Linked DNA regions of Mus musculus: regions 1 and 3 are each linked to region 2. Evidence: chromatin loops called from intact Hi-C (ENCODE). Cell type or tissue: gastrocnemius. All regions are shown on one strand. Links, peaks and the distances in the headings refer to the core of each region. The heading gives the core; the rest is flanking DNA. Region 1 overlaps B4galt5 (UDP-Gal:betaGlcNAc beta 1,4-galactosyltransferase, polypeptide 5). Region 2 holds the start of Slc9a8 (solute carrier family 9 (sodium/hydrogen exchanger), member 8). Region 3 overlaps Rnf114 (ring finger protein 114).

The links. A loop is a pair of places that touch in the nucleus more often than their neighbours do. Peaks named below come from ENCODE experiments on the same cell type or tissue, not always from the same donor. Only the 100,000 strongest peaks of a DNase experiment are listed, where the experiment ranks them.
Region 1: a loop joins it to region 2, with 2.4 times the contacts of the local background. A loop is called at or near these places in 23 of 42 quality-filtered maps.
Region 3: it touches region 2 in a loop (3-fold over the local background); 3 of 42 quality-filtered maps call a loop at or near these places.

What each region holds. Positions count from the first base shown.
Region 1 is chr2:167,342,406-167,347,405 of GRCm38, forward strand. The region is part of intron 1 of B4galt5 (UDP-Gal:betaGlcNAc beta 1,4-galactosyltransferase, polypeptide 5); the gene reads right to left. Among named protein-coding and RNA genes, the nearest start is that of B4galt5, 4.3 kb to the right of the region's middle. In gastrocnemius, for the core only: a CTCF peak has its summit at 2,630 (motif pointing right); no DNase peak of the experiment used is centred there; H3K27ac peaks cover 118 bases.
Region 2 is chr2:167,414,010-167,424,305 of GRCm38, forward strand. It overlaps Slc9a8 (solute carrier family 9 (sodium/hydrogen exchanger), member 8), which reads left to right and starts at 7,701. Exons shown (of 17, transcript NM_148929.3): 1 at 7,701-7,756; 2 at 10,110-10,288. The coding sequence starts at 7,743. In gastrocnemius, for the core only: CTCF peaks have their summits at 3,891 (motif pointing left) and 5,378 (motif pointing right); DNase peaks (open chromatin) are centred at 2,410, 3,868, 5,363 and 6,988; H3K4me3 peaks cover 770 bases; H3K27ac peaks cover 797 bases.
Region 3 is chr2:167,508,902-167,519,197 of GRCm38, forward strand. Rnf114 (ring finger protein 114) reads left to right here. Exons shown (of 6, transcript NM_001360930.1): 3 at 1,975-2,081; 4 at 2,311-2,425; 5 at 3,616-3,723; 6 at 5,765-7,272. The coding sequence ends at 5,830. Among named protein-coding and RNA genes, the nearest start is that of Rnf114, 11 kb to the left of the region's middle. In gastrocnemius, for the core only: a CTCF peak has its summit at 4,287 (motif pointing left); a DNase peak (open chromatin) is centred at 3,675; H3K4me3 peaks cover 337 bases; H3K27ac peaks cover 3,306 bases.

The DNA.
Region 1 (5,000 bases), core at 1-5,000, 74 kb before region 2:
ACAACAAACCTGAGGCCAGCTTGAGCTACACTAAACCGCCTCCAAAGTCATTTTTTAAAACATAGATTCTAGGTCCAGCACGGTGGCAAACACCTTTAGCTTAAGCACATGGGAGAAGCAAGAGAATCTTTGAGTTCAAGGGCAGCCTGATCTACATATTTGTTTCAGGGAAAAAACAAACAAACAAATGGAAGAGCCCTCACAATCAGCAGTTTTATGAGGTGAAAATACATTTTCTCTTTTCTCATCTTTCAAAGTTTCCACTTACTAGACACAGAATTAAGTAATATGTTTAAAAGCCTATAAATTATAGTGTTTGGAACACCTGGAGGGTGAAAAAGAATAGTCCTCCATACTGCTATTTATTAGAATGTGTTTGACTTTTATTAAAGTAACAAAGAATTGTGTCCAGTAACATACAGAGATTAATTTACAGCCCAGTTCTCTGCTTGCTTGTTCACCACTCCACACTCACAACCTCGGCTACTCCAACGCCACCTGTACAGCTCATCTCCATAATGAGGTCGCTCCCTACCTCAAAGAGCTATTCTTAATTGATGCAGGTAACTAAGGCACCTGGGAACAATGTCCAGGCTCCTTCCACAGGCAGTGTCTGTGTCACCAGAGGAGGAACAATACCCCCCAGGGCAACCAACTGCTCACTCAAGGTAACAAAGGGAAAGGGGGAAAGAGGGGAATTCGAGAAGGGACAGCTCTCTGAATAATTTAAGGTGCTGCTCATGCTTGGGGAAATTGAATTCATGGGAGGATCCCACATGAACGCTCCTCGAACAAAAGCACTGTATAAAAAGTCCCAGAGTCAAAAGGCATGCTCTTCACTGCCACTCTGCAGACTGGAAGCCCAGGCTAGAGGGCCCTGTTTGCGGCTGAGACCTTAGATGAGGGGCTGGAAAAAGCAAGACTCCTCTGCATAGTAAAATGTGAAGGGTGACCCTCATCCCCTATCAGAATAGAAGCACAAAACCTTCCCCTAGGAGGGACCACAGGGGTAGAAATGCTCTGCCCTCACTTCCAGGCTATCCCCCAGCTGACAGTACACAAGAAGGATGCCACCAGACAACCTGCTGACTAAATGAGTGAGGCCTCTCCACCTCCCTATGCTGGGTCTGCTGGTGACGCTGACTTAGCCCTCCAGGACACACTGTCTTCCCTTTCTATGTGTTTCTTCCAACTAATCGTGCCATTCGTCTGCCGCATGTGCCCTTGAGCCATCACAATTCTTAACTCTGGGCAAGTGAATGGCTCAGTCTGGCTGATACGCCCCCTTTGAAGTGAAAGCTGTAGTCAGAACTGACAGCATCTGGGAACCAGACAAGACAAGCAAATGCCAACTTGCTGAACCACTTTTTTAATTCCCTTTGTCTCGGTGGTCTACAAAATACTAAGTAAAGTCAGAGGTGGGTCCTGGGACCTGGACAATGACTCTGACTTCCCGGGTAGCTCTGGATGGGATGACTGGAGGCCTCCTCTCTGCTCACACCCACCCTGCTGGCTTCTGATTAGCCCTTATCTACCCAGCTTCAGGGAACTCCTGATTTTCCCCGACAGACCACAGCAGCCCTCCCGTTACGGTCACAAAAACCCAAGCAAAGGGACCAGGCGAGTCAGCAGTGTCCTAGTGAGTTGGTGGTGTCTTGGTGAGTCCATAGTGTCTTGGCGATTGTGGCTTTGGGTTGTCACTCTCTCAAAGAACTCTAGAAGACATGGCAAAGGGGCTCTCCTTCCTGGCTGTCATGATCTCAGCTCTATGGACCTTAAAGTCTGGGAGGAGGAGCACCTGTTCTCACGGCCAAAGACCAGCTCAACCCCAAACCTCAGGCCTCTCCTTGACAGCAAGAACTCTCCAGAGGACAGAAAACCTAGTCGGAGCCCTGACAGCAGCGGTACTTTTCTTTCTGCAAGTCAGCCTGCCCTCTATACACGTTCCTCAGAGGAAGGGAGGGAGGGCACTATTCAAAGACATGTCTAGAACTTGAGAGGTGAAGGAAGAAAGACCAGAATTCTGTTCAGTTCATGCTTGACCACACGGAGAGTTTGAGGCTAGCCTGGGCTACATGAGACCATGTCTCAACAGAACAACATTTGTGAACCTGAGACAGAAAAGAACACTGAAGGGGAAAGAAAGTGTCTTAGCAGGAGGTTTTTCATTTCCCAAAGCAATCAGATTCCCCAATCTGTATTTCCTCCAGAAAATTCATATAGTAAGGACATGGAGACATTCAGAAGGCATTTTTAAGGCAGAAACAACAAAGGGTTTTCCTGCCGTGACGTATGTAAGGGAATCTGAACAGTCCAGTATTTATCAGAAAAACATCTATTTGGTTATGTAGCAAGTGTACTTTCTCTATAATCTTCAGTCCAGTACTTCTTTAGAATATTAACAAACTACTAGCACTCCATATACTAAATCATTCATTATCTTGATTGAGATATAATTGTCTTTTAACACACAGGACTCGCCCATAGACTCAAAGGGCACTGGCAGAACAATTCAAAGTTCAAAGCCTGTTTAGGCTACAGAGTGAGTGAAATCCTGCCTTGATTTCACAGTTGTTTTTAAAGATTTGTTGATTCTATGTATGAGTGCTCTGTCTGCATGTACACTTGCATGCCAGAAGGGGGCATAGGATCCCATTACAGATGGCTGTGAGCCACCATGTGGTTGTTGGGAATTGAACTCAGGACCTCTGGAAGAGAAGCCAGGGCTCTTAACCACTGAACCATCTCTCCAGCCCTTGACACCTTTCCTCCCCACCCCCTTTCAAATTACATTTCCATACACACACACACACACACACACACACACACACACACACAAATAAGGGAAACCAAATGACTTCCTCAAAGTTATCTGGTCAAATCAGGAGGGATCTGAACAACAGGCTCTTTCTTGTCTTTCACTCGCCACAAATCAGCCCTTCCTTGGGACTAAGTGCACCAAACCGGGAAAACCATCCCCACTTCCTTTCTTCAGCAGTGAAAGAAGCAGAGAAAAAAACCCGGCCGAAAGGGCAACAGCAGAACTCCAAATAGTAAACTTTCAGTAGAGAGCTCACTGTTAGCCTTAACCACAGGCAGCACCACTCTCAGAGATCCTGTTGTAAGATCAGCAGAGGTCTGCAGCCGCTCTCTACATAGCTTGTCAAATGAAGGGCCATAAAATTATTAGGATGTTTTCCCACCAGCACCTGCGTCTACTATTGGTCTATTCTCCTTTAAGAGACCTGGTCAGGCTGGAAGCGCTCTGAGGTCTGAAATTCCTCTAGTCAGAGGGTCATAAATAAGATCAAAGTTTTCTCTAGAAAGGAAGAGGGCATGCCAATGCCGGCAGGTCAGTGATAAGAAACAAACATTCCTCAGGCTGTGGAGAAGGAAGGACTTCAAGGAAAGGTAGCTCAGCAAGACTTCTCCCCTTCCCCTTCTTTTTCAACCCTCACCTCCGCCCCCAACAGGAATTGCAGCCAGGACCTCACTCATGCTAGATGATAACTTAATGCTGAAATTTGTGAGCAGATGTCTGTCTGGGTGTATGCGTGTGCCACACATGTGGAGGTACCTGACACTACCAGAAGAGGGCTTGCATTCCTCTAGCACAGTGGTTCTCAATCTTCCCAATGCTGCGACCTTTTAATACAGTTCTTCATGCTGTGGTGACCCCAACCATGAAATTATTTTTTGTTGCTACTAGTTCTGGGACTAGCCTGTCCTACATAGAGAACCTGTCTCAAAAAAAAAATTTAATTAAAAATTTAATGTGTATGGGTGTTTTGCATGCATGCTTGTCTGTGCACCATGCAAGTGCATACCTAGTGCAGAGGCCAGAGGAGGGCAATGGGTCTCCTGGAATCAAAGTTACAGGTGGTTGTAAGCTGCCATGTATCTGCTGGGAATTGAAGTCAGGTCCTCTGAAACAACCAGTGTTCTTAACTGATAAGCCATCTCTCCAACCCTCTAGTATTTTTTTTTTCCCGAGACAGGGTTTCTCTGTGTAGCCCTGGCTGTCCTGGAACTCACTCTGTAGACCAGGCTGCCCTCGAACTCAGAAATCCACCTGCCTCTGCCTCCCAAGTGCTGGGATTAAAGGCGTGCGCCACCACTGCCCGGCTTTTTTTAACTTTTTGAAACAGGGTCTATGTGCGCCACCACTGCCCGGCTTTTTTTTAACTTTTTGAAACAGGGTCTATGTAGCCTTAGCTGTCCTGGAACTCACTGTGTAGACCAGGCTGGCCTCAAACTCATTGAGATCCTCTTGTTTCTGACTCCCAAATGCTAGGATTAGAGGTGTGTACCATGATCATGATACACAGTTTAAACTCATTTTTATAACAATCTCAAATAAGGTTTTTATGTCCTAAGGAACATAAACCCTTACATTCTCTAAACTTCTTTAACCTTTGGGAAAGATTTACCACAGCACAATAGGAAGCTAGACATTTGAGAAATTAAGTTTGTTAACAAGAAAGGCATGGAAGAGGCTGGCAAGATGGCTCAGCAAAGAAAAACACTTGCTGTTCTTGCGGAAGAACCAGGTTCGGGTCCTATCACCAACAGGGTGGCTCCTAACTATGTGTAACTCCAGTTCCAGAGGCTCCAATGTCCTCTGCATTGAATGCATGTGGCACACAGATACACATGCATACACAACAGACACACACATAAAATACATGTCTTTTTTAAAGGCAGGATAAATGAAACAGTCAAATAGTTAACTGTAAGTGAAGGGATGTGAACTATAAGATGTCTCCTCTTTACCACTCCCCTCCACCCCCTTTTCTGGTTTGTGTCAGGAATCAAACCCAGAACCTTGCACAATGCTAGGTACCACTCTACCACCCAGCCACATCCCAGCACTGCTGGTCCTATTCTTTGCCAACAGACTTTGAATAGCAATGGATCTGTTCTCTCAAACACTTCTAAAGTCACTAATGAAATCTCAAGAGAGTTGAGTCTTGCAGTGACACAGGGTTTGGGATTCTAAG
Region 2 (10,296 bases), core at 2,375-7,374:
CTCTACCATCGAGCTACATCCCAGCCCATCTTCTAAGTAAAGCATTGAACACGATTTCAGGTCTCTACACCTGTGCAATGGGCTAAGCGGACTGACGGCCTTCCTCAGGTTGCTACAAGGACTGAGGTGTGACTGAGCAGTGCAGCACTGTCCAAGCAAGCAATGGATGAACAAAGGCAGAAGATGGAGACGTTCTTCCTCAGGAAGCTTGGACCATAGAGACAGAAACTCAGAAAGGAAGGAGACACGGATGGAAGGAAGAGAGCAACCGAAGGGGGAAGAGATGTTTGATCACAAAAAGTCCTCAGAGACATGTACAAGTCCTTAGGACCCAATGACAAGCACACCTATTGTCTTCGGCACTGTGAAGACACCATGACCAAGGCAACTCTTATAAGAGAAAGCATTTAATTGGGGGATTGTTTACAGTTTCAGAGGCTTAGTCTATTATCAGCACAGCAGTGGGCATAGCAGGCATGGTGTTGGAGAAGTAGCTGAGAGCTACATTCTGATCCATAGGCAGAGAGAAAGACACTGGGCCTGGCATGGGCTTTTGAAACCTGAAGACCCCGCCCCCTCCACTAGTGACACACCCCCTCCAGCCAGGCCACACCTCCTCAAACCAAGTCATATGTCCTCCAATAAAGCCATACCTCCTCCAACATGGCCACGCCTCCTCCAACAAGGCCACGCCTCCTAATCCCTCTCAAATTGTCTACTCACTGATGATGAAACATTCAAATATATGAGCCTGTGGGGCCATTCAAGCCACCACACCTGCGATCCCAGCCTTCCAGACCATCAAGAAAATGTTATGATAAAACAACAACAACAGAAGAACCGAGACAAAAAGAAATGGGGTTGGAGTGACAACAGGGAAACACAGTTCTCACCTCAAAAGGAAAAGGAGATAGTTTATTCTAAAGCCAGGTACGAATGACTGTGCCCCAGGTTTGGAATTTCAGGTGTCCTCAAAACTCCACATTTCAACCTAGTAAGATGACATGAAAAAAAATTTTTTTAAAGATTTATTTATGCCAGGCAGGGTTGGCACATGTCTTTAATCCCAGCACTCGGGAGGCAGAGGCAGGCGGATTTCTGAGTTTGAGGCCAGCCTGGTCTACAAAGTGAGTTCCAGGACAGCCAGGGCTACACAGAGAAACCCTGTCTCGAAAAACAAAACAAAACAGAACAAAACAAAAATTTTTTTCAGGGTCTAGAGAGATGGCTCAGAGGTTAAGGGCACAATCTATTCTTCTGGAGGTCCTGAGTTCAATTCCCAGCAACCACATGAAGACGTCTTGAGAGAGTAGTTCTTGCTCTTCACTATGTGTCTCTGGGATTGAAATCAGGCCCTCAGGCTTGGCGACCTTGGCACCTTAGTATTGAGTCATCCAAACAGCCCAAAGTATTGGTAGTGTGTGTGTGTCTGTGTTTGTGTGTGTGTCTGTGTGTGTGTGTGTCTGTGTGTGTGTGTGTCTGTGTGTGTGTGTGTCTGTGTGTGTGTCTGTGTGTGTCTGTGTATGTGTCTGTGTGTGTATATGTATGTGTATGTGTGTGCATATGTATGTGTGTGCATATGTGTGTGTATTTATATGTATGTGTGTGCATATGTATGTCTGTGTGTGTGTGTATAAAATATATGATACCACACAGTCCTGATGGGCTTTGAACTTGCCATGTAGATCAGGCCGGCCTGGAACTCGAGGATCTGCCTGTCTCTGCCCACCAGGTACTGGGGTGAACGATGTCTACCACTAAATCTTGTGATAGATTTTTTTTCCCTGCTACCAGGGAATGAATGGAGCCTAAGACCTCAAGAGGCTGGCTGAGAGCTCAACCTCAGAGTTGTAGCCCACAGCGCAAGCCTTTCACCATGTAAAAGGTCTCATCCTAAGGCAGTTGACCCTCAGGCATTCGCCTACTGTGACGTGGGGGTTATACCCCACGGGGCCCAGGCTCCAAACCCCACCATATTTCCTGTCGGCTCCTTAGACACAGCCATGCAGCCTGAGTAAACAGGGGAGGGCTCCCACCGGGTGGCATTTCAACTGAGACAACAAAAAGTTTACAGACAAGGAGGGGAAAGACCAAGAGAGAACAGGGCCAGAGCTTGCCCTGCAGCCAGACGGCCTTCTAGGGAGGGGTGCTGTCAGAGCAGCTGCAGGCTGGAGCTCCAGCGGTGCTGGACCGGGCATCCTGGCGCCTCTGCTGCCTGTGCTCTTCTGACAGTGACCTCTCTGCCTGGTACGACACATGCTCAAGTTCAAAGACTCTATTTGCCTTCCTGGGGCAATAACCCAGGAATAGGTGAGAAGAGCCTAGGACTTTCCCACAGGCCAGAGGGCAGGTCTGTAGCAGCCCGAAGGTTGGCTGAGGTTGGCACCAGGCCTAGCAGGGGTGTGACCGGGAGGCCAATGACCTTCACAGAACCCCAGCTCAGCATTGGTTTAGCAGGCCAGTGGGTGGGTTAGAGGGGCAGCTCTCTGAGAATCTGAGCTATGGGGCTCTTAACCAGTGTGACCAGCCAGAGCCCCAGGCTATTCCTCTCAGAGCCAAGGCTACATCTCACTGAGCATAGGGCTGCCAATGAAAGGAAGGTCTTGGCCCCAGTGTAGAGGCAGACAAACAAGGCAGCCATGAGCAGTTACTGTCCACACCAGGCTGCACCTAAATCCCAGTCACGACAGTGGCTTGCTGTGTGACATCTTGGCTTCTCTGTGTCTTTTGGACATACTGGTATCTGCTGGCATGACTGATAAGGAATTAAGGAAACAACAGTATCACACCTATAGGAAGAGCTCAGAGTCAAGCGGGCAGATCTGAAGCACTCTTTTTATTGTGTCTTTTGTTAACAGCCCTAAGCCTTGGCAGGTGAAAGCCTGTTTCTGCCACCAGGCCCAACTCAGACTTCTGTCTGCACCAGGAGGCCACCTCTTGCCACCTCTGCCACATTATCTTTGTCCACCTGCCATCAGCTCAGTGTGGGTCAAAGCACAGGCCTCCTGGTTCAGGGGCTTCCACCCTAGGCCAATCAACTGCCCAACCACCCTTAAGCAGCCAAGCCGATTCTCTTCCAAAGGAAACCCTCCCATGAACTATTTTATTTTATTTTATTTACTGTATTTTTTGAGACTAGGTTTCTCTGTGTAGCCCTGGCTCTGTCCTGCAACTCACTCTGTAGATCAGGCTGGCCTGGAACTCACAGAGCTCCACCTGCCTCTGCTTCTCAAGTGCTGGGATTAAAGGCTTGTGCCACCACCCCTGGCTGACTTAGTTTTAAATGTTTATTTATAGTTCTCTGTGTGTGTGTGTGTGTGTGTGTGTGTGTGTGTGTGACTCCGTGCATGTGGAAGTCAGAGGACTTTCTTCCATCTTTACATGACTCCGATGGACCTAGCTCAGGCTGAAAAGCACCTTATACTGCCAAGCCATCTCCCCAACCCTTTCCTCCACTTCCCAACACGGCCCGGGTGAACTTATTGGCATTTTTCCTGAGGGGCTGGAAAGAAGGCTCAGCTGTTAGGAGCGCTTGTCGCTCTTGCAGAGGACATGGGTCCCATTCCCAGCACCGGCACAGTGGCTCACACCCACCGGGAACTCCCGTTTCAGAGGATCTGAAGCCCTTGTCTGACTTTTGGGGACGAGAGATTTGGATGCACAATCATGGTGGGCCTGGAACTGGCCAGTCACAGCAGGATGACCTTGAACTTGCAATGCCTTCTGAATGGCAGATCCAGAAGCCCAATACTCGTGCTTCCCCTCTCCCTTTTGACAGAGTCTGGCCAGATTGGCCAGATTGGCCAGATTGGATTACAAGCAGGTATGGGCTCTCACACTATTGGTGACCCTGCGGTGTGGCTGGAGACAGCTCTATACTGCCCCCTGCAGTCTGCAGCCTTAGTTCTTTCCAGAGACTTCCTCTCAGGTAAATCCAGGAAGAATTCTTTTTCTTTTCTGCTTTCGAGACAAGGCTGACCTCTGATGTAGCCCAGGCTGGCCTCTGATGTAGCCCAGGCTGGCCTCAATCTCACTAAACAGCCGGGGATGATGACCTTTGACCCTCTGGTCCTTTTAGCTCAGTCTCCCCAGGACTAGGGCTTAAACTTTCATGTACTTGAGCAAGCACTCTGCCAACCGAACTATATGCTCAGTCCCAAGATTCGAAAGGAACAGGACATTTATTTACTGTGTGTGGGAGGCATACATGCCACCACAAGGCACATATATGGTGACTGAAGAACAAAGTTGTTGGTTTTTTTTTTTTCCCCACCATGTGGTCCCAGGTGAAGCTTAGCCCCTCAGTCTTGGTGGCAGGCCCATTTAACCCACAAGCACTACCAGCCTAGGCCCAGGACTTTTGGCCTGGCCACAGAAAAAAAAATTCAAGATGAGTATGACGAGGTCGTTTTCCTGTGTTTTGTGTTTGACACTTTGGTGTATGCATACACACATGTGCAGGCCACAGAGCAGCTTTCAGGAGTTAGTTCTGTTCCGTAGGGCTTGGCATTGGCCCCTTTACCTCCTGAGCCAACTCACTGGTCCCTTAGAAGTTTTCTTTAAGAGAGGCACCAGGAAAGGGTAAAACACCTGTGAACACTTGGCTGTGAGCTTAAGAGAGCTGGGCTGCTTTTAGAAACCCCAGCTACCTGCTGCCCCTGACTTCTGAAGGCAGGGCTCACAGTGCGGCTAAGGAATTTCTTGGGTGGTTGGGCCCTGATGTGCCAAGGATGGTGGGACTGTAGCCGAGGAGATGAAACTCTCTTTCCCAGGGGCTGCACGGGAAACTTGGGTGCTTTCTCTAACAGAAATCTGTCTTTTTGGGAAAGTCCCAGGAAATGTGTGAGTGGGGAGCGAGGTCATGCTCTCAGTAATCTGTCTGTGCTCAGGCCTTAAGAACACTTTACTGGGGCTGGAGAGATGGCTCAGCGGTTAAGAGTACTGACTGCTCTTCTGAAGGTCCTGAGTTCAAATCCCAGCAACCACATGGTGGCTCACAACCATCCGTAATGAGATCTGATGCCCTCTTCTGGTGTGTCTGAAGACAGCTACAGTGTACTTACATATAATAAATAAATCTTTAAAAAAAAAAAAAAAGAGGACATCTTACTGCTGGGAGGTGCAGAGACGGGCTCCACAGCAGGTGGAATAGCCTATCTACTTCATAAGCCAAGCCTGAAGACCTGAGTTCAGGACCTAGAACCCAGAGGTAGGATAGAAATGACTCCACAAGTGTCCTCTGACCACCACATGCAGGCCCCAGTATACTATTTTTAAAATTTTTCTATTGATATGTATGGGTGTTTTGCCTGTATGTACATATATTTATGCAGTATGTACATGCAGTACCTGCAATGGCCAGTAGGTGGTACCAAATCCCCTGGAACAGCTCATTGCGAGCCACCAGGTGGTGCTGGTACTTGAAGCCAGGACCTCTGGAAGAGAGACCAGGGTTCTTATCCACTGAGCCATCTCTCTAGCCCTTTGTTTACTATTACCACCCTTTGAGACAGGGTCTTTTATGTAGTCCCAGCTGGCTCTGGAACTTATTCTGTAAACCAGGCTGGCCTCAAACCCAGGAGATCCATCTGTCTCTGCCTCCAGAGTACTGGGATTAAAGGTACATGCCACCACTCAGCCGGTTCAAGCCTTCTCAAGTTCTTTGTTTTTAAAAATTCCATTTATTTGGGATGTGTGTCTTGGGATTTCTACTGCTTCAAGGAAACACCATGATCAAACAACTTGGGGAGAAAATGATTTATTTGGCCATAAACTTCCACAGCACGGTCCATCATCAAAGGAAGTCAGGACAGGAACCCAAGCAGGGCAGGAACCTGGAGGCAGGAGCTGAAGCAGAGGCCATGGAAGGGTGCTGCTTACTGGTCTGCTCAAACTGCTTTCTTATGGAACTGAGGTCCACCAGCCCAGGGATGGCCCCACCCACAATGGGCTGGGCCATTCTCCAAAAATCACTAATTAAGAAAATGCCCTACAGCAGAATCTTATGGAGACATTTCCTCCATTGATGGTCTCTCTCTCTCCATGATTCTAGCTTTTGTCAAGTTGACAAAGAATCCAGCAGTGTGTGTGCATGTCATATCCATGTGTGGAGAATTTGCAAGGGTCAGTTCTCTCTCACCATGTGTGTCACAGAAACTAAGCTAAGGTCATTCGGCTGGTGGCATGAGCTGTTACCCAGAATCATCTCAGCAGTCTTAGTTTTAATATCCATATATGAAAATTTTTTTACGTGGGCAGCCTTCTTGGCACACATTAATTGTGCTGGAATTTTTGTTCTCAGCTAATGTGTGAGGCTTCCCTTGTTCGTTTAATTTTATCTTGCCTTATACCTGGCTTTCCTAGTTCCTTTGTATAGTCTGAACCCCACAAGGTACATCTCAGCATACAGTAGGTCTCTACAGAGAACTTGGGCATGTTAGCTGAATGGAAGACCACCTGCCTGCCATATGTGTTGCCCTAGGTTCCACCCCTGTACAGAAGTAGACAGATGCCTGAATGGGGGTGGGGAGGGGTGTCTCTCACCCTCCAGTCCCAACTGCTCAAGAGGATGAGACAGAAGGATCGTTCTTTGGGAAAGTGACATATCTGTTAAGCGTTATTAAGTGGGGGGGGGGGGGGGAACTACCTAGGGTGGAAGGGGCCCTGAAGGAGAACACCCAGAAGGTCCCATAAAGACCTCAGCAGTACCAGGCCAGTTTTAAGCAATACAGACTAGACAGTTCAAGTTATCTTCGGTGTTGAAAGCCCAGTGGGCAATGCGCTTGCTACGCAAGCACGAGGACCTCAGTTGGTATTCCCAACATCCACACAGAAGCCAGGGATAGCTGTTGGCATCTGTAACCATAGGGACAGGGAGACTGAGAAGGAGGATCCCTGGGAGTTGTTGGCTAGCCACTATGTCGCGTCCCTAGTTTCAGGTTCACTGTCTCATAACTAAGGTGGAGCGTGAGTAAGGAAGACATCTGATAACCTGGGACCTCCTAATGTACCCCACCCACCCCCGCACACACAAAGGTTAAGAAAAATTTGTTGGGATAGTTCAATGAGTAAAGGCGGTGCCGCCAACCCGTATTACCAGAGTTCAATGCCGAGGACCAACACGGAGGAAGGCGAGAATGAAACCCCTCAAGTTGTCCTGGATCTCATTTTCACATCTACCACACCAACCAATAAACCAATGGGGAATGTCCAACCTCTGCCTTGCTAGCTCTCAACTTTTATAATCGGAGTAAGTACACTGTCTAGCGTTTCAAAGACCCTCTGTCTACTCTCCCCACAGCAGGGGAAACTGAGGCCGCCTCGGAACGCGCCTGCGGACTCCCTCCGCTCCGCACAGCCGGCCCGGACGCCCAGAGAAACCACTTTCCCCCATTCTGAGCCCTGGGATTCTCACGCGGGGCGGACGGCTTGGCTCACAGCTGAGTCACCCAGATCTCAAAAGTTTCCTCCAAATCTTTCCCGCCCGGGGACCGGAAAAAAAAAAAAAAAAAAAAGTCCGGATGTCCCAAGGCCAGATCGTCACACAGCCTGGCCGGAAAAAGCCCACAGAAAGCCCCAGAGGTCGTCCCACTCCCAGGCCACAGAGAGGACAGCGCAGAGGGTCGCCCTGGGAGGCCAAGCCCCGCCCCTGCCCGCAGCGGAAACCGGAAGCAGCCGCCGGCCCCGCTAGCCCTGCGGCGCCGAACTCTGTAGTCTCGGAAGCTCGCAGGATAGGGGAGAAGATGGCGGAGGAGGAGTGAGTGCGCGGCTTCGGGTAGCGGAGGCGGCAGGGCCGGGCCGGCGGGCGACAGCGGGCCTGGAGCGCCCGGGTGGAGTGGCGCGGGCCCACCTAGCCAGGGTTGGCGGGGGGCGGGATGAGAACATGGGCCCTGAGGCCTCCCGGAGGTCCGACATTGCTGACCACGCGCAGGCCTGGCGGAAGCCGCGAACGTCCTTCCTGCTCCCGGTTTCCGGTTATCTCAGGGTTCCCTGGCTCTCCTCCTCCTGATCCAGGAAGTTCTCCCGTTGCCACGAGCAGCCCCTGGCATCCCCCGTAACCATCAGCAACCTTCATTGTTCTTGTCTGCCCCCAGCAGGTTTCTTTGATTCATTGACTGCTAGTTGACCGTTTTTCTCGGCCCTGGGCGTCAGGAGCCGCCCGCAGGGAGCCGCCACGAGGCTTTAGTGGGAGACTTTTGTGTGGACTGGGTGTTTTTGGACCTTGCCAGATGCTTGGATGGAAATTGGGTAGCATGAGGGAAGAGGAGCCCACCCTAGGTGGGAGAAAGACGTCTCGTGACCCGCAGCTTGAAATCTTAGAGGAGAGATGGGGAAGATGACGTGTTAAAAAGGCCCGAGTCCATCTTCATGCTTGGCAGGACACTGTTGTGTGTTACAAATTCTCTCTTTGAAATGAGCCCCAGAAAATTAACAAGGAACCCCTTAATTGATACCGAACTTTAACTAAGAGCATTTCAGGTAGCTCTTCGGCCACTGAGGAGCGAAAGTCATTAGATCTTGTTGTGTAGCTGTACTGTCCCAGACATTCACATAGTCTCAGCAGGACAAGATAAAAGAGGTAATACAGAGCCAAATGCTTTGAGATGTGGGCTTGAAGCTTGATCAGTTTATGGGGTCCTGGAATGAGGCAGTGCTCAGTGGTCACAATTCCATCACTACTACATTAGTTTACAGACCTAACCTTAAGAGCACAGGCGGAAGCCTTGCATAGAGTGGGATGTTCCAGAGCAGGAAACTTGAGCCATTTGAGATTCCAGAAGGGTTTGGTAGGGTAGGTTAGGGCATTCTAGGGAGAAAAACGGGGCAGATTCAGCTGACTTGGTCAGTTAAAGGCTGGAATCTTGCCCACCATTCCTGAGGTCAATCCCTAGTTTAGTCAAACACACACACTGCACCCAAAATTCAAGGAGATTGTAGACTAGGAAAGTAAATAATACTGAAACTGGGGTGTAGGGAGACTCCAGTTCCACCCTAGAAGTCTGTTTGTGTTTTTCTTTTTGAGACAGGTTCATGTAGCCCATAAAACTGGTCCTCACTGAGTATCAGTATGTAGGCCAGGGTGACCTTGGTCTTGAACTCTTAGCTTTCCTGCATCTGTCTCCCAAGTGCAGAGATTACAGGCATGGATTAACATACCCTGCTACCCTCGTTAAGTTCAAGGGGCAGAGAGCATCCTCCTCCCCCCAACCCCAGACAAGGTTTCTCTGTGTAGATCTGACTATCCTGGAACTTGCTCTGCTGGCCTCCAGCTCAAAGAGATCTGCCTCTGTTTTTTGAGTACTGGGGTTAAAGACATGTACCACCACACCCACACCTGCCTGCCTTTGTTTTCTGTTGTTTTGGGTGGGGAGAAAGGGATTGCAGGTGATCTAGAGTCTGCTGCATGCCGGGCAGGTGCTCTACTCATTTACATAAGACAGGGTTTCACTGTGCAGTTCTGGTTGGCCTGGAATGCTTCCTTGATAGGCCGAAAACTTGTTGGCATTGATTAAGGCATGTGCCGCTGTGCCCACCCCTTTTACTTTATAGTTGAGACAGGGTCTCTCACTAAGTTAGTGAGACCTGGGCTGGCCTTGAGCTCGCTAGCCCCTGCCAGCTTTGAACTTATGATCCTGTTGCCTAGCCAACTGTTCCGTAACCCCAGGCTTTACATTTTTGTTCGCCTATGCTAACATGTAGCTCAAGCTGGTATTGTAGCTGAAAATGCCCTCGAACTCTTGATCCTTCTCCTTTTCCTCCTCTGTGCTGGGACTATAGGCCTGGACCACACAGCTGGTTTATACAGTACTGAAGATCAAACTCAGGGCTTCCTGCAGGCAATACCAGCTGAGCTGCATCCCTGGCCTTAGCCTTTTGTAACTCTTTCTCTATAGCCCTGACCCCTCTCCTCTCTTCCTGACCTCTGGGTGGATGACTGTAGTTTAAGATAATAGAAGTCTCTGGTGTGCTTTGTAGGCAGGAGTTCCTCCCTCTTCAAGGCCTGTCTGCTGTTTGCACCATCAGGGTTTTCTCACAGTTCAGGGTGTATGTTTTGTTTCCTTGGCCCTTTTCTTTATCTGAATGCCGCATGTATATCTATCTCCCAACAGGTTCTCCAACACAACCCATGAGACCTTCAACTTCACCCTTCACACCACCTTGGGTGTCACCACGAAGCTGGTGCTGCCGACACCTGCCAAGCCTATCCTTCCGGTGCAGACGGGAGAGCAGGCCCAGCAGGAGGAGCAGTCGAGCGGCATGACCATTTTCTTCAGCCTCCTCGTCCTAGGTGAATAA
Region 3 (10,296 bases), core at 2,301-7,300, 95 kb after region 2:
CTGAGATCGAAGGCCTGGGCCACAACACCCAACCTGGTGCTACAACAACAACAAAATCCCAAAAAACAAACAATAGGGTCTCTTATCATCAAGACTGGCTTTAAACTGATCATCCTGCCTCTACCTCTATAGTGCTGGATTACAAATGTTAGTGATGATGCCTGGCAGGTTTCTTGTCCTCCCCTGCCTCTTTTATTTATTTTTATATTTTTACGATTTATTTATTTTTATGTGCATTAGTGGTTTGCCTGCATGTATGTCTGTATGAAGGTGTCAGATCCTGAGTTTGTAACTAACTACAGACAGTAGTGAGCTGCCATGTGGGTGCTGGGAATTGAACCAGGGTCCTCTGGAAGAGCAGCTAGTGCTCATATTTGCTGGGTCAACTCTCCAGCCCCACTTTTTATTCTCTAGTCAGGGTCTCTGTGCCCTCAGCTGGCCCCAGGCGCAGTAAGTGTGGGAATGTCTTTGGACTCTTGAATTCTCCTAAGTATCATAAGGTAGATGGCTGTAAAATGGATCTCTCTCTCTCCCTTCATCCTTTCAGAGGGTTTAATATTGGGGACACAGTAAGACTGGGAAGTTTGTACAGGTTTGTTCCCACATTTAAGTTGAGGCTCCTAAGTGGATAGCTGAGTCCACGCCCTGGGCCGGCTTCTGTGCCTGCACTCTGGGATTGGATCCTTCCTCTCTCACTGTTTTTCATTTCAAATCTTAACAAGCTGGCCTCCATCTTTGTCTTTTTTCATGGACGCTCTCTGTGTTCTCCATTCCCAAGGCTACTGGTGCATGCCAGTGATCCAGCACTGGGGAGGTGGAGGCAAGGAGACAAAGGTTCAGAGCCAGCCTGGCTATATGACACCCTGTCACAAAACAGTAAAAAGTGGTAGTTGTATGGTAGGCACAGCCCCATAAGATCTCCCTCCTCAGCCAGGCGTGGTGGCGCAGGCCTTTAATCCCAGCACTCGGGAGGCAGAGGCAGGTGGATTTCTGAGTTCGAGGCCAGCCTGGTCTACAGAGTGAGTTCCAGGACAGCCAGGGCTACACAGAGAAACCCTGTCTTGAAAAACAAAACAAAACAAAACAAAAAACTATCTCCCTACTACTTTCTTCGTTTTGTGTATTTTTTTCTCTTTCCCCACTATTGATTTACTCACTTTATATCCTAATCAAAGCCCCCCCCCCCCCACACACACACACATATAATTCTGTAAGAGCTCCCGGCCAAGTGTTAGTGTGTACCTGTAGTCTCTACTGAGGAGGTTGAGACAAGAGGATTTCTTCAGGCCAGTTTGGGTAATAAATCAGGACCCTGTTTCCAAACAGCAAAAGTGCAGCTGGAGGCAGACTATGGTAGTTCACACTCTTCAGTTTCTGTGTAGGTTAGGTTAGCTTGAAACTCTTGGTGGTCCTCCTGCCTTACCCTTCCAGAGTCCTTGAGTTTACAGACATGTGCCACCATGCCCAAGTAAGAGACAAATTCAAATGTGAGTGTAGGGCCACCAAGATGGCTTTGCAGGCAGTAGTGCTTACTGCCTGATCCTGAGGACCTGAGCCCTGAGCTCAGAACCCATGGGTAGGACGGTGCTGTAGTAGAAGCGTGTGGCCTGGCTTACCTGCTAGTGAAAGTTCTTGTCTCAGACAAGGTAGAAAAGTAAGGACAACAGCTTGAGGTGTCCTTGGCTTCCACACAGGCAAGTCACATACACATGCACAAAATAGATAAGAGTGTGGCGTACTTTTAAAAATAGCACACAGGAAATGTCAGTAAGCAGAGAGCAGATGGTGGGGAGGGTGACCCCACAGTGGAGCAGATGTAGGTAAATAAACAGCAGCCTGGCTCCTGTCTGCTAGCACAGTCAGGAGTGGTTGCATTGCTCAACCCAGTGTATGGGTCTAGTTTTCTTGCCCTTGGTCTGGGATCACATCTTATGAACGTCTCACTAAATATGGGTCCTGCTCTTTCTATTCAAGTTCATCCTATCTAAGATCCGGGCCCATGTGACGTCATGTTCCAAATACCAGAATTACATCATGGAAGGTGTAAAGGCCACCACCAAGGATGCATCCCTTCAGCCGAGGTACCGACCTACTCCCCAGAAAGACGTGGGATGTGTGTGTTGTTGGAGGGTTTAGGTGTTTGGATTTGGAGAATTGGAGGTGTCACTGGAGCTGGCTAAGGGTGACAGGTTTTGGAGTGGGGGTTGTTCATGTCAGTGCGTCTGATTTGCAAGCACTCAGTTCCTGCTTCTTTGGGGTGCAGTTTGAGACTGTGGAAAGATCTCAGGGTGCTCTTTTCTCACTTCCCAGAAACATCCCAAACCGATACACCTTTCCTTGTCCTTACTGTCCCGAGAAGAACTTTGATCAGGAAGGACTCGTGGAGCACTGCAAACTCACTCACAGCACCGATACCAAGTCTGTGGTAAGAATTGGCTTTTTTTTCTTTGACTAGGTAAAAAGTCATACTTACAGAAAATGACCAGGCTGTACAGTGAAGTTGTACCCTTCACCTAACGTAACATTTTGCCCAAATTGCTTAACTGTGTTATATATGTGTATGATTTTTTTTTTTTTTTTGATGAGCCATTTAGGAAGAGCTAACAGATACTGTTACCTTTTCCCTCTGAATATTTCAGTGGATATCTTAAATTTTTCTTTAAAAATCACTTAGACAAAACCAACAAACTCAGAGTCTTGTGTAGGCAAGGCTGGCCTCAGATTCATCACGTGTCACAGGTGGGTTTGAATCTGGTCCTTCCGCTTCACCTCCCAAGCCAGGATCATGAACACAGGCCCAAGCCACTGCACACAGCTGCAGATGGTCTCTTTTCATGTTCTTGTTGCTCGGGCGTTGAACCTGGGGTCTTCCCTCTTTTACCAGCATTAAGCCATGTACAGCCCAGACGCTGTCAGGATAAGTGTGGGTGCTGTCAGAACTGGTATAGGTAGTTCACACTCCAGCTGTGTTCGAAACTGGGTGCCTCATTCCTAGGCCAGTCAGAAGTGGCAGGTGCTGCTTCGTCCTTGTCTAGCTAGGCTCGCAGCTCCAGCACAGGAGCGTCTTCAGGTTTCACCATGAAAGATGACTTCTAAAAGGCCCAGAACTCATGTGGCCACAGCAGTCCAGCAAACTGAGCAGAGCAGGGAATCAAAAAGGGGAGTCAGGAGCTGTACCACCTGGGCTGCCCAAGTGCTGCTTCACTCTTGTGAGCCAGGGCAGCCTGTGCTCTGTCATTGTCCTCAAATCACTCCTGTAGCCAGGCTAGCCTTGAATTTCTGCCTCCTTCCTCTGCCTCCTTGGTGCTGAGGTTACAGACATGCACTCTGCCCCACGCCTGTTCAGATTGGGTTTTGTGTGTACACTTTTGGCCTCATCCCTGTCATCTGTCCTTTACTTTGTTATCATTGTGTCCAGCTGGATTTTACCTTCATACAAGCCTGTACCCATTCCCACGTGTCGTTTTCTGGGTTGCTTCATGTTTATGGAGTAGAGTGACCACGCACTGTACCTGGGCTTGTCAGTAAAGCTGTCCTATCAGGAAAGGGGCTGAGCAGAGGTCATGGAGAGTCAGCTCAGGCATCAGATGGCAGTACCTTGCTTCCTCCTGACAGGTTTGTCCCATCTGTGCCTCGATGCCCTGGGGAGACCCCAGCTACCGCAGTGCCAACTTCATGGAGCATATCCAACGCCGTCACCGCTTTTCCTACGACACTTTTGTGGTGAGTCAGCACCACCCCATGGACAGCACTACTGCTCAGGTTTCTGGAAGGGGGTTCCCTGGGGCCCTGTTCTGGATTGAGGAGCTCTCTGTGCCAGAGGGAAGCTGCACGTGTCTCTCTTTGGGCGAGTGGGTACCAGAGTGAGACTTCAGACGCCCTGGCAGTTTCTAGCTGTGAGGCTTCTTCCTCTTCTCGTTCCTCTGCCTCCTGGTTTTGCCCACTTGTGCTGTGTGTGATTTTCCCCTTTGGAGAACTTAGTTGGATTCCACTCCAGTCAGCTGCCCATGAAGATGAGGCAGTGGATGGAAATGGCTCTTGAGGGGCTTTACGGGCTGACTGGGTGTGCAGCTCCAGCTGATGGTTGCTGCCTGGAAGTACAAGTGTGGCTTAGCCCCCGTGCAAGACATGCTGGGTTCTATCCCCAGGAGTGTAAAGACAGTAACACAAACCAGGGTCAAGCTAGAGAACAGCGGGAGTGAGGGGCACATAGTGCAGAGGACCCAAGTTCAACTCCCAGCACACTTGAATCTCTATCTCTGGAGATCTAGCACCCTCTTCTGGATTCTACAGACACTGCACACATGACATTCTCTGCTCCACACACACAGGCAAATAAATACATTATATATGGGTTTCTCTGTGTAGCCCTGGCTGTCCTGGAACTCACTCTATAGACCAGGCTGGCCTCGAACTCAGAAATCCGCCTGTCTCTGCCTCCCAAGTTCTGAGATGAAAGGTGTGCGCCACCACTGCCCGACCAAAAAAGTCTTTTTAAAAGAAAGTCACACCTCAGCTTGTGGGCACACTTTTGTTCTCCCAGCACTTGGGAAGTGGGGGCAGGAGGATCAAGAACTCAAGACCAGCCCAGGCTAGAGACTTGTTTCAGAGCGGAGAAAACAAACATTTATTCTCCAAGACTGACCTTTCACTAACTGCAGAGGTAATGTCTTTGCTAAAACCACTCAGAGTTTTGCCTCACTGAAGGTGAGTGTGTGACTGTCACGTCCACTGGACTCTTCACTTTCAAAAGCCTTGCTTGGTTTTGGGGCACTGAAGCCTCTTAGAAGCAGCATCTCAGTTGAGATGTGTTTGTCTGTTTCTGCAGTTGATGAGCTGAATTCAGCATTTGAGTATTTTGTCTGGGCAAGATGTGTGTACTATTTTCTGGACCATTCACTTTCCATTGAGGAAGGAATTTTGTTTTGGTAGTGTGAGCATCCGCACACTTGGGATGCAATCTGCATGCATGGACAGAGCTAGGTATCAACATCAGATGTCTTACGGGTATCTCCACCTAGACTGGCTAGTGGGGCGAGCCTCTGTGGTCCGTGTCTCCAGTGGAGAGCACTGAGATCTCAGGCGTGCACCCGATACCCTCTTCTTACAATGGCGGTGGGGATCTAGACTCAGGTTCTTATGCTTGACACAGTACGCACTTTACCACCACAGTAATCTCTGCAGCCCCAGGAATGGCTACTTCCTAATTTTTAGATTTAATTAATCTCTTTTTGGTTTTTTGAGACAGGGTTTCTCTGTGTAGCCCTGGCTGTCCTGGAACTCATTCTGTAGACCAGGCTGGCCTCGAACTCAGAAATCTGCCTGCCTCTGCCTCCCGAGTGCTGGGATTAAAGGCGTGCGCCACCACGCCCGGCTTAGATTTAATTAATTAATTTTATTTTATTTTTATGGGTGTTTTCCTGAATATATGTTTGTATACCACATGTGTCCAGAGCCTGCCAGAGGTCAGGTGTTGGATTCCCTGGGACTGGAGTTAGATGGTTATGATCTACCATGGGTGATAGGAAGTGAACCTGACTCCTAACTGCTGAGCTGTCTCTTCAGCACCAAACTGTTACTATTATTTAATGATGAGACAGCAAAGACACAGAGAGATGAAGTCATTTTCCCAGTTCCACAACAACTAGACAGGGTCCTGGGGTCCTCAGCAGCCCTCTCTAGACACTCTTGGGAGGCTCTTTTGAAGTGACTCTTCTGGGTGTGAGCAGGTACTCAGGCTGCTGTCTGTCTTCTCTGCCCTCAGGATTACGATGTTGATGAAGATGACATGATAAACCAGGTGTTGCAGCGCTCCATCATTGACCAATGAATCGGGTCCTGGCTGTCCACCTCACTCTAGAGCTTCCATTGTGCATTAGGTGTGAGCCCTTGACTCTTGCACCTCACATGTAATGCAGATCTGGAATTGAGCCATGGCACCAGACAGGGTCACTTCTTCAAGGGTGATGGGGCCCTAGGGCAGAGAGAGCCCTGTTTCCTCTGGGCTCTTGCCAGCATTGTCTTCCCCACTGGTGACCTTGTTTGTCCCATGGTCTGCTTTCACCACACCTCAGCTACTGCCTGCTTTAAGAAGAGCCCAGCTTCTTCTCCTACAGGATCTTAATCGCATTCATCCTGTTGCCCAGTGTTCATCTCTCAGGTCCTTCTAGCCAGCCAGGACCTTCCCTGGGCTGTGAATAGCACAATAAAGCAGGGACTCCTTTCCTTGGCCCTGAGGTGCCTTGGTTCTGCAGTTTACTGGGCCAGGGCTCTGCTCCTCTCCTCCTGGGTGACATCGCAGTCTGATGGGGGAAGTTTTGGTTACTGCTGTTTCCCTACACCTGCACATCTGTACACCTGAGGGCTTAAATGCCTGATGGTGCCTTTTTAGGATAAGGTATCACCATAGAATTGTAGTGGAAATGTTGGGTAGCAAAGATGGGGTGTGTTCATGTGTAAGTAGGGAGAAGGTGTAGGGTGTGTGGCTTTTTGGTTTACTTTGATGCTGATGAGTGTTCTCAGGTGGCTGGGTCGTGTGCCCCTCTTATTGAGTATATGCTGACATTCTTGCTCTGAAGAGTGTTGGAGGGAGGCACCGACTGCTGGGTGCTGCTTGGTAACTTGATGAGCCTGAGCAGTATTGCTGCCTCCTTGTGCAAGTATGTTTTAAACCCTGCCTTTTGTTGTGGAGGCAGTGGTAAAGCCAGGGTCATACCTGGGAAGTTAAAGTTAGGCCCCTGCACAGTCGAGGGAGGCGGTCTGCTGAGGCTTTCTTGAGCAGCAGCTATAACAGCTGGAAATGCAGTCATGTTACAGAGCACAAGGAAGAGCACCTCCAGTCAGTTCCACAGGACAGACCCTCTACCAGGCCTGGGGCTTGGGAGTGAGTCTTCTTTCTGGTCATGGGGCTCTGGTCCATCTGAGACTGCATGTAACATTGTACTTGTGGCACCACGCCTCCACAGTGGTGCCTCTGCCTGCCAGGGCCAAGCCAGCCCAGATGCCAGCAGAGTCGGACAGGATCATTTTCCCAACGTTACTGCTTCTTCACTGTACCCTCTGGAAAGGTTTGCTCAGGAGATGTGTGGAGGGAGGTTCAACAAGACCTGCCCCGAGCAACTGGGAAAGGCACAGGTGTGCCACAGTGCAGCAGGGACCTCTTGTCCTTCATCACACTCGCTGTTTCTAATATGACTTTCCAGAAAGTGTGGTTATGTTCTGTCTTATAGAAAGTGAAATATAAATAAATTTCATAATTTATCCAACCAGTAAGCTGCAATGTTTTCATTTAAACAGCTTTTTCTGAAGTGTGGGCCCAGCAGCCTCTAGAAGGTTGTTACTCCAAGGGAACACTCTTGTCTGTCCCTGAGTCAACCTGGCTTCTGGTCAATTCTGAGAGCAACTGAGCCTCAAGCACCTGGCTTCTCTGAAAACTGAGCAGAAGTCTGTCCATCTGCCCATGTCCCTATGTCCCCATCCCCCCTTAAAATAGGGGAATTCACAATAGCAGGCCAGGCTCTCGCAGCTGCAGTGACTCGAGTGTAACTCAGACTTCAGGCTGTGCATGTGTGCATTGTGTCAGTTGCTGACACCTAATGAACCATCTGAAGGGGTGTACAGAACCCTGTACTGGATGCTGCCTGGGGTGTTCTGAGGGGCTAGCCTCCGGGAATTGGTTTCCATCTTGGTCCCACAGGGACCTGAATAAAGCCCAGAGATCTCAGCAGTTCCTGTCTCAGCCCTGACTGAGGACATGTTAGAATGAGCTGTTCTGTTTATTCCATCCTGGAGAGGACGAGAAGAAATACCTAGTCCAGATGTCCGAAAATGGCCTGTTCATTCCAAGATCTCCAAGGGAGATTTGCATTTCAGTTGAGTCCTGGACTCCAGTTGTAAGTCTGACACTGGAAGTAAATCCCTTGTAATACTAGAACAGGTCTAAAAGTAACGTATGCCTAGGCACAGTGACATACACCCTTAATCCTCTGCTTGCAGAGACAAGCACATGGATGTGAGTTTGAGGCCAGCAGGACTACATAGTAAGACTGTCTCCAAAATTTGAGCTGAGACCTAAATTCAGAGCTGAGTCCAGAGGCGTAAGGTGACAGCATGCTTACCCCATGAGGCACTGTGGCTATGAGGATGGAGGGAGCAGGACTATGGGGGTCAGTGGAGGAGACTGGGCATGGGTAGAAAGCAGGTTGGAGGCTCCATTGGCTGAGAACAGAAAGGATTCTGATGGACACGGGCCAGCTTAGACCCAAGTGAGGCTCCTTGGACATATGGAGAAGACTAGGAGGCAACCACTGAAGTGGTCAATGCTGTCTGGCACCTGGAGTGGTCTCGCTGGGTCAGGTGGAAGATGCACTATGAAGAGAGGCAGGCAGCGACCCCGTGGTTGGCTCCTAAAGGCCAGGTAAGTAGAGTTGTGGGGGTTGAGCTCTGTGGTAATGAGGGAGGAAATCAGTCATGTGTATTATTGCTCTTGTGGGTTTTGTTTGCTGTGTGTTTCACCTTGCAGTCCGGGCTGCCCCTAATTCTCAGCAGTCTACTGATGTCAACCTCCTGAGTGATAGAAGCTGAACATCACCCATGTCCAGGAGAGACTAGGTCTGGAGGTCTGGAGTCCTGTACACATAACAAGGGGCCAGCCTGCCTTTCTGCCATGCCCTTTCTCACCCACCCCTGCACCACTCTACCCTTAGTCTGAGTAGCAGCCATGTATCCGTGGTCTTCAACTGACTGCTGCACATCACAGCCAGACTTGCCAGCCTCCAGCTAGACAGTCCCCCAGTGCATCACAGTTGTGTTCCGGCATCTGCTCTTGTTGGCGAGGAATTAAACTGAACATCCACTTAAACTTTTTGTCATTCCCTAATAGAACTTTAGCTTCTGAGCAGAAGATCTTTCTCCCATGTCACCTGTATCTCAGAATCCTCCAATCTCATCAGCCACCCTCAAGTGCCACAGACCCTCTCTCCATAACTGACTCGACCCAAAGGCTCCTCCTGGAATCCACGTGACCTCGTGGCCAACTCTGGTCAGAGAATGATTGTGACCTCCCTGTGCTGCCCGTGACTCCCGAGGGTGGGAATGACAGACTTAGGTCTCTACACCCACCTTGGCTTCAGTTTGATTCCTGGAGACCAAACCCAGGTCTCAGGCTCTAACGTTCCATTTCCCACTCTCCCTAACCCCTTTATCCCAGGCTGGCCTTCAACCCAGGATCCTCCTGTCTCAACGTCTATTGTGCATGGCCATATTTGGCTTTGAGTAGGCTTGATAAAAATGCCTAGGGTGAGGCTGGAGAGATGGCTCAGTTAAGAGCACTGGCTGCTCCTCCAGTCCTGAGTTCCATTCACAACCATCTGTAATGTGTAATGGGATCTGATGTCCTCTTCTTGTGTGCATGAAAACAGAGTACTCATATATAAAATAAATAAACCTTAAAAAAAATTCTAGAGTTGAAATGAACTACTATAAATAAATGAACAACTATTCCATCCTGGGTAAAGCTAAACACACCCTGCAGGTGTTGCACAGGCCTCCTGGGCAGAGCTATCTTTTTTTTTGTTTTGTTTTGTTTTTGTTATGGTTTTTCGAGACAGGGTTTCTCTGTGTAGCCCTGGCTGTCCTGGAACTCACTCTGTAGACCAGGCTGGCCTCGAACTCAGAAATCCACCTGCCTCTGCCTCCCAAGTGCTGGGATTAAAGGCGTGCGCCACCACCGCCCGGCATAGGCAGAGCTATCCTTATCGTGTGGCACTGAGGCTGGGGGCTGCTGCAAGGTGAGACTTGTCTACCCACAGCCTCCATATGGTCCCTGTAAACCCTCTGACCTTTGTTAGCGTGAGACTTTACTGACTTCATCCACACATTCCCCTTACACAGGAGCAAAGGGAAGTAGATGAGACCAGGTCTCTACCAGGCCCTCCCTTCCACCTCAACAGCTGTGTGATGGCCATTGATCTTCCATTTCCCAACCTGATGAAGGGGATTCTTCAACTGTGTAGGGATCTGCTGGGGTAGTCCACACAAAGAACATGGCACACCCCGGGAAAGGCTGGAGGATCGGGGCCAAGGACGTCTTCAGCTACATTGCAAGTTCTAGGTCAATCTGGGCAACCTTGTCTTAAACATCCCCTCCCAATTGGTTTGTTTTTGTTTTTTTGTTTTTTTTTCTTTTGAAACAGGGCCTCTCTATTATGTAGTTCTGGGTGTCTTGAAACTCGCTACATTGCTACTTGGATCCACCTGCCTCTGCCTCTCTTGGGGTTAAAGGCATTCCTCACCACA